3 separate regions of the Homo sapiens genome follow, and all the other regions are linked to region 1. Evidence: read pairs that join two places in POLR2A ChIA-PET (ENCODE). Cell type or tissue: GM12878. All regions are shown on one strand.

Region 1 (2,500 bases):
TTGCTCTTGTGGAGTGATTCAGAGGAAAGGTATCAAGCCTGTTAGAAACTTTGTTTTGTTTGTTTAGCTGTTGTTTTCTTTTTTCTTTCTTTCTTACAAACTGAAGTAAAGTATTGCCTATTGTTAGGCTTACTACCCACCCTAGGTTATTGGAAATTAAAACTCATTTTCATTTTCCTCAAAAAGTATTCATTGTCTTTAAAAAAATACTATCCATGGAAAGAATTGTCAGGGAATTGAAGCCTGGCATGGTTGCTTAATAGTTCAATACATTGTGTAAGGATATTTAAAATAATTACATATTTTTCCCAGCTGCTTGGAGGCATATGCGAATGCCATGTACTACTTTGTTCAGAAAGTGATTTTCTTTTAAAGTGATGAAAATTTTCTTTCAAATGAGTACAAACAACATGATATTTATTTCATTTTAAATTCTTCTGAAAATAATCTCTGGTAAATTATAAAATTAATCTTGGGGCCTCATTTTAGTTTCTTCTTTTTATCTTAAAAAGGTATTGAATATTAGATTATTTGGTTTCACTTTCTGCTTCCATTAAATTAGAAGGAGGCTGCTTTGCCATTTCAACTGTATAAGAAAATGACTAACCCCATTTATTTCTTTAAGGATTACTCTTACCTTAAATTTGTTCACAAAATGTTAAAATAAAATTACACTATTGTAAAGCTGCTCCCTTCTGACCAGGGTAAATTTAGGGTTCTAAATTTAGTGATATTTTGAAAGCAGAGGCTATGTTTCCCTTAAAAAGACGTTGATACTACTACAAAAATTAAATGAATAATGTGTGTTCTTTTTAAGAATCTTATTTATTCTACATAGTAGACTTACAAGTCAAGCACTAGTTTGATATAAGATAAATTTGTTTAATCAATCACTGTGACTACTGTAAAATCAGCATCCCTTTAGTATGTTGGTGTAAGTGTAATATCTAAGTGTAATTTTTAGGTGACACACTAGTATAGCTGAGATGGCAATAGAGCATTTGAATTTATTTTGGAAAAAAGAAATAATAAATTAGATAAGATCTTACTAAATTTTAGATTAATTATCCCTCAAACAATCTACCCTATGTGTATTTACGTGTAGGAATATGCATATCTGTGAATAATAGCAGACAGCAGAGAGAGGGAATGAAAAAATTGAGAAGTATCTCTTAGAGCCATTGGAGAATTTCTCCTAAGTGTTAAAAAGCCATTTAAAACAGTATTGAGAACTCGATGCTGCCAGGTTCAAAGTGTTCAGTTTCAAAACCCTCAAAAAGACAAATATTAACTCTTTGTCTTAGGATACTAGTCCACATTTTTTTTTACCAGTAAGAGTAATCTTGTTGCTGGAATTATTTAAGCTACATATTTCTTTAGCACGGCAAAATGAAAGTGAATCCTAGGCACCTGTGTGTGGGAAAGTAGTCTACAGCAAAGCCCAGAGGAGCTGGGTGAAACACCAACCCAAAGAGATAGCGACCAGGGGCAAGCTAGACACAGGGGTTTGCCAACTTGAAATATGGGTTCTCTCAAACTTTGTGTTTGCCTTATGGCCTGGGGCTTTTATTCAGTATAACATTCAAATTCCTAGAAAAACAGCTCACTCCAGTTCTGCACCTCAGTCCTGTGGGGGTTAAAAAAAAAAAGATGAATGTAGCTATGAACTCTGTTCATCTTCAACCTAATGGACTCACCCTCCCTCCCCCATCTCTCTTTCCCTCCTCCTCATAACACCCTTTGTCCACTTTTATGAATTAAAACATGCACACACACTTGCACACACAGGGAATCCTGCCCATTAATTAAAGGACTTGTCAGCCCCAATCCTAGATTCTTACAGTGCAGGAAATGTCTCTCCTTTTAAGTGCAAAACCATAACATTACCATTTCCCCAAGTGCTCTCTGTTTTAGGCTGCTTTCCTAATTAGAGGGATGATAACAGCCCTGCTGATTGGCATTATAAAAGCACTAGTTTGGCTTCATCTGTCCCAGGTGTGCTGTGTAATTTTTTTCTTCTCACCGTTTCAGAGCACTACCTCTCTCCTTCATTGTTCCTTAAAGTTTTCATCTGAGGAATTAATACAGATAAAAAGACATTAGAAAGGAAGCACCACTGCCAAAGCTCATCACTGAAACCTTTTATCAAAAGTACAAACTATACAAGTTAGAGGATTTTTTTTTTACCCTTTTGTTTCTGAGGGTTAAGGGGGTGGGGTGGGGGTGGTAGTGTGGAGAGGAAAGGAGAAGAGAGGCTGGGGGAGAAAACACAGCTCTGTCAATGGACTGAATGCACCATTAAAACTGGCGTCACTACAAAGGTTAGAGCAGATCTAACTGTCAATACAGTGAGTAGAGTGGAGTCCGGTAAGGGGGAGCTTTGGTGAGAGATACTTTGATATTTTGGAATGTTAGAAGGGTGAATGTGAAAAATTGGAGGTTGGGGATCTAATTACCCAACCATAATTGGGGGCTAGGGAATAAGTTGCAGTCCTCTCAA
Region 2 (2,500 bases), 220 kb before region 1:
CATAGCACCACAGTGGCAAATGGAAGGCCATGGTTCTTGGAAAAAAAATAATAAAAAGAAAGGGCCACAAGGTCAAAAGATATTTTTCTGGAGAATCTTGCAATATACCAAGTGATGCCTTGGGAAAAAAAGCAAAGCTGTTTAAAAAGACAGCAGCTGCTATAATGCTGCTTCATTACAGACCCAGTGGAGCAGAAGCAATGCATCCATTTTGCCTTTTTCTTCATTGATGATATCAATGGAGCATTAATGGAATTCTTATAGTCTACTGGTACAGTATAAATTTAGCCTGACTAAATCTTATATTGTCTATATTATAATACTTTTTTATACTAGAGAAGAGCCTCACTAGTTTCCTTTTTATATAAAAAAAGTCACAATTAGGATATATTTTCAGATCCACAATAAATAAGTCATTGATACAATTTTTTTAAAAAATGTATTTTACCATTAGGAGAATAGGTAGAATTTCAGTCTAAATTAAAACCCTTATTAACAAGCTTGTTTCACAGAAATGTCACACAGCCTTTCTCCAGTTAACAAAGTCAAAGTGCTTTTATTGTTGTTTATTGATTTCACTTATTTAATTCTCCTTTAACAGAAAAAGGTTAGTTTCTCTTTGTTCTTTTATTTTGTTAACAAAATAGGTTGTGCTTTCGAAACCAACAAATTATGCAAATTACTTAGCATTTATCTTGATTTTTAAAAAATCGTGTCCAAACTATGATCTTAGGGTTGTCCATTTATATAAGAATTTTAGGGCTAGACAGGAACCCAGATGTTTCAAGTGGATTTGCAAATGGCAAAGTGCTGCTTGTTGGATCTGCCTGTAAATCTATTTGCAAATGCAAATCCTCTTTCCAAACAGATCAGAGTTTTTTTAGGTCCAACAAAAATCCTTGAGCAAAGCAAAAATGCTGATGGAATGTACATGTGTCACTTCTGTGGATTTCTATCCAAATGCTTTTGCATCTTCCTAGTGTACTTTCTAGGATGGTAGCATAAAAGAGAATGCAATGACACTTATTTTCAGGGGATTCTGAATGCATCCTACTGCTATTTAAGGGACAGCAGAAGCTGTGGTTAATCCAAACATCTCCCTTTTTTCTGCATGAAGTGACTCAGAGCACTCCCTACTTCCGTTGTGTCCCCTTGATGCATTGATACAGCTTGAAAGGTAGTTTCCATTTGTCTACAGCTACTGAGACTCTCTCATAGTTTCCATTTGTCAGCAGCTACTGAGACTCTCCCTTTTGCATGCCTTATCTTCTCTGTTCATGACTCTCTAAAAGATCCATGTCCCCAGGATCTAGACCATAAGTGCAGCTTTCCACTGATGCCTGTATGTTAAGGTCAGTAAATCATTCTGAGTTTTACTCTCCCTTGCCCCCAATAATAATAATAGCAAACACTTTTATAGTACTGATCATGTGTATTAACTCATTTAATCTTCAGCACTACTCCATCACATGCACATGGGTCTCCTTCTCCATGTCCTGTGCTCCTCTAATATAAAAGGTTAATGGTGGGAATAAAAGGCATGGATAGCTTTTTTTGCTCTCAAATATGTCATCTTCTCTCCTTACATTTTACCGCTGCCCTTAATCAAGGCTGCACTGTTGCCATAGCCTCCTACCCGTTACCTGCCACATTGCAGACTTGCCCTCTTTGAAGTCCATTCCTCTGAGCTTTTGCTAAAATGACTACTCTGAACTGTAGACCTAACCTTGTCATTATTCTGCTTTAATGTTACTCTACCACCTACAGAATAAAGGCCATGATCCTTAGGATGGAATATAAAGCCTGTTATGCCCTGACCACATCTACTTATCTAGTTTCTTTTCTCACTACTTTCTTCTTATCCCCGAGTGACTTTTGAATTCAATCCCTTGTACACAATATTATTTCCATGCCTTTTTAAACATGTTAATATAAGTTACATGGACTTGGCTGAAATGTCTTTCATCTCCCTACCATCCATTGGCCCATTCTCCATGCCCCCAACACACACATGCATGTGCACAGACACACACATAAACACACATACACACACACATACAGACAACACACACACACACACACACACACACACACACACACACATACTCTGATACCAGGCTAGCATGTGCTCACCCTTTAAGAGCCCAGATAATGGTCATATCATCTACTGTCTTCCCCAGGGCTGTCCCCAGCCCCAGATTACAGTAAGTGGTTGATATGGTTTTGGTTCCCACCCAAATCTCATCTCAAATCCCCACTTGTTAAGGGCAGGACCTGGTGGAAGGTGATTGGATCATGGGGGCGGTTTTCCCCATGCTGTTCTCATGATAGTGAGTGAGTTCTCACAAGATCTAACGGTTTTATAAGGGCTCTTACCCCTTTGCTCATTCACTCTTCTCTCTCTTGCCACCATGTGAAGAAGCTTTCTTTCTGCTTGGTCTTCCGCCATGATTATAAGTTTCCTGAGGCCTCCCCAGCAATGCAGAACTGTAAGTCAATG
Region 3 (2,500 bases), 59 kb before region 1:
TCTTTTCTGTCTGAGAAAACTCTTTCATATATAAATAATATCTCAATTATCAAGGTTATGATGAATTATATTGTAAAGGGTAACATTATCCATGTCTGCTGAAGATTAACTAAATTAAATGAGCAAAAAGATTAGATATAAAGAAGGATATTAAGAGATTATGGAATTGCTTCCCTCAAAATCTTTAAAAACAGTCCAGATACCCATCTGCCTACAATAGTTTAGGTAAAGTTTGCCTGAAGCCAGCAGGATGAAGCAGAAAGATAACCTCTAGAGGTTTTCTGCAACCATATTTTTTTTTCTCAAATTTCACTCTTTTGCCCTCTAAATGTACTGGCATCTTTTCAGTTTTTCTATGAAGATTCTGGGTAGCATAGATTTTTTTTCTTAATGTTAACACAGTGTCACTCCAGTGTTTAAGTTATGTTTTTCAATGAGAAAGAAAAGTAGTCCAAAGAGAAATATTACCAAAGTTCAGACTTTGTGTAAAACAATTAAGTACACTCAATGCAGGTGAACATTATTAAAAGTCAAGACTGCCAAGTTAAACTTTTTAAAACCCTACTGCATTCTTCATTGCTATAGCCTCACTGCCAAATATTCAAATGATACAGTATTTCAAGAAATTTTCTTAAATTTACATATAAATTTTAAAAACATAGATTAAATAAACTGAGATGTAGTTAATTAACACTAATGCTTAACTTAATCCTATAAAGGGGGTTAAAATATCTGCCTTATCAGAAAGAAAATACAAACGTATTGGGTAGTCCTAAGTAATAATAGAATTTAATCAGGGCAGCCTTATAAACCCTTTCCATTTGGGTACTTCCAAAAGTCTGAAATATGGAGGAGGGATTGCTATACACCCAGAAACCAGGAAATGAATGGCGCTCCATGAATTAGGGCAGGCAAGACCATCAGCAACAACTGTGGCTGCACTGAAATGACAGCTCAATCATGGCCTACTCCTTTCATAATTGTTTTTGTGCTGATTGATTATACAGAATCACAGAAACTTGGTTTGAATACGTGCTGATTATTTATGTAAGAAGTTGATCAGTAGTTCAGTATATAACAGAATCTTAAAAGATAGAGTTTCTTTCTAAAAAACACCTTTTCAAATTTGGCCAATCCCTTTTTCCCATTAGTCATTCATTCACAGAAATTTTGATCCTAAATTACCTGTGGTACTGATAATACTTTTAACTGGGTCATATCTCTAAAATTGTGACATTTTACAAATATTCTGATAGTTTTATTAGCTTCACAGGTAGGAGGAGAAACCTCTTGCTCCGTAACATATGTAGTAATGGCTTACGTAATGAATTATTGCACAAGATATTAACAATGGCATTTTACATGGAATGGTTTGCTAGCTATTTAGGATATAATTGCAAATGTTGTTTAGGACTGAGGTTTTCTGTAGTGAAATTTGTTTATTCAGTGAAAAATTGATCAGCAGAGATTGCAAGACAGCACAAGTCAACTACTTAGCAGATATTACAATGAAGACCCATCAAAGCACATGGGTAGTTTAATACATTTCTGCCAGCAAAAACACTGTGAAGTATGTGTGACTAAGAGTGGTAAATCACTTGAATATCATATGTGGTTAACATTATTCAGTGAAAGGGCATGAGAGAAGACAGCATTCCACTGAAAAATATGTGACAAACTTTTAATAATTCAAATGCCCTAAAAAGAATTTGCTAGCTTTGTGACAGACACCTAGGAAAATGGTGGCTTGTGAAAAATGTATAGGAATCACAACCTCCAAAAGGCATGATATTGTTTAAAGCTGTTACAATTTTCACATATTTTTTAATTCATTCATCAGAAGAAGAAAATATTTGTATTTCACAAAATAAATATATATGGTGGAGAATAGAATCAAGACATTGTCATTTTATAATTAGAAGTAATATGTAATAGAAGATGTATTGTATGTTCCTACTAGATTATTTGTAATAGTCATTAAAAGTAAAACAGAATATTTTGGTTTCATATAAGTGCCCAAACTGGAGTTTACTGATAAAGTAAATGACTACAAATGGATATTTCTTTAATTGAAATGGTTATAAAAATTTATTTTTTAAGCTCCAATTTCAAGAAGACAAATATCATAATGTGGATGACTATATTTCATTTTTAAAAAGACAAATGAAAGTGATGCCTACAGTAGTTTATATACAGCTGCAGAAATGGCTTACAAAGCTAGAGCCACTCACTGCTTTGTTTCTCTTTCAATTATGCTATGATCATTGAACGAGAAGAAACATTTGTCACATCTCTGATCTGATCCAAGAAAAGACCAGTTATCCTTAAGTTGTATACTTTTTTCATAAGGTATTGAATCTATTTATATGACACATTGTAGCTGCCTTACTGTTTCCACATAATGCACACATCACTTTCTACAAAGAATTCAATAAATTAACAATATTTCTGGCCACTATTCAGAGGAAAAAGAAAACCTCAAGCATACTGTATAAATCAC

What was found. Peaks named below come from ENCODE experiments on the same cell type or tissue, not always from the same donor. Only the 100,000 strongest peaks of a DNase experiment are listed, where the experiment ranks them.
Region 2: POLR2A ChIA-PET joins it to region 1 with 8 read pairs; 1 of 35 experiments calls an interaction of 5 or more read pairs at or near these places.
Region 3: POLR2A ChIA-PET joins it to region 1 with 6 read pairs; 3 of 35 experiments call an interaction of 5 or more read pairs at or near these places.

Annotation. Positions count from the first base shown.
Region 1 is chr12:16,610,356-16,612,855 of GRCh38, reverse strand. No RefSeq gene overlaps it. Among named protein-coding and RNA genes, the nearest start is that of LMO3, 5.4 kb to the right of the region's middle. RefSeq lists an enhancer at 2,372-2,500. In GM12878, no CTCF peak of the experiment used is centred here; a DNase peak (open chromatin) is centred at 1,439.
Region 2 is chr12:16,832,227-16,834,726 of GRCh38, reverse strand. The region is part of intron 5 of LOC105369677 (a long non-coding RNA gene); the gene reads left to right. Among named protein-coding and RNA genes, the nearest start is that of LMO3, 230 kb to the right of the region's middle. In GM12878, no CTCF peak of the experiment used is centred here; a DNase peak (open chromatin) is centred at 1,156.
Region 3 is chr12:16,669,682-16,672,181 of GRCh38, reverse strand. No RefSeq gene overlaps it. Among named protein-coding and RNA genes, the nearest start is that of LMO3, 65 kb to the right of the region's middle. In GM12878, no CTCF peak of the experiment used is centred here; no DNase peak of the experiment used is centred here.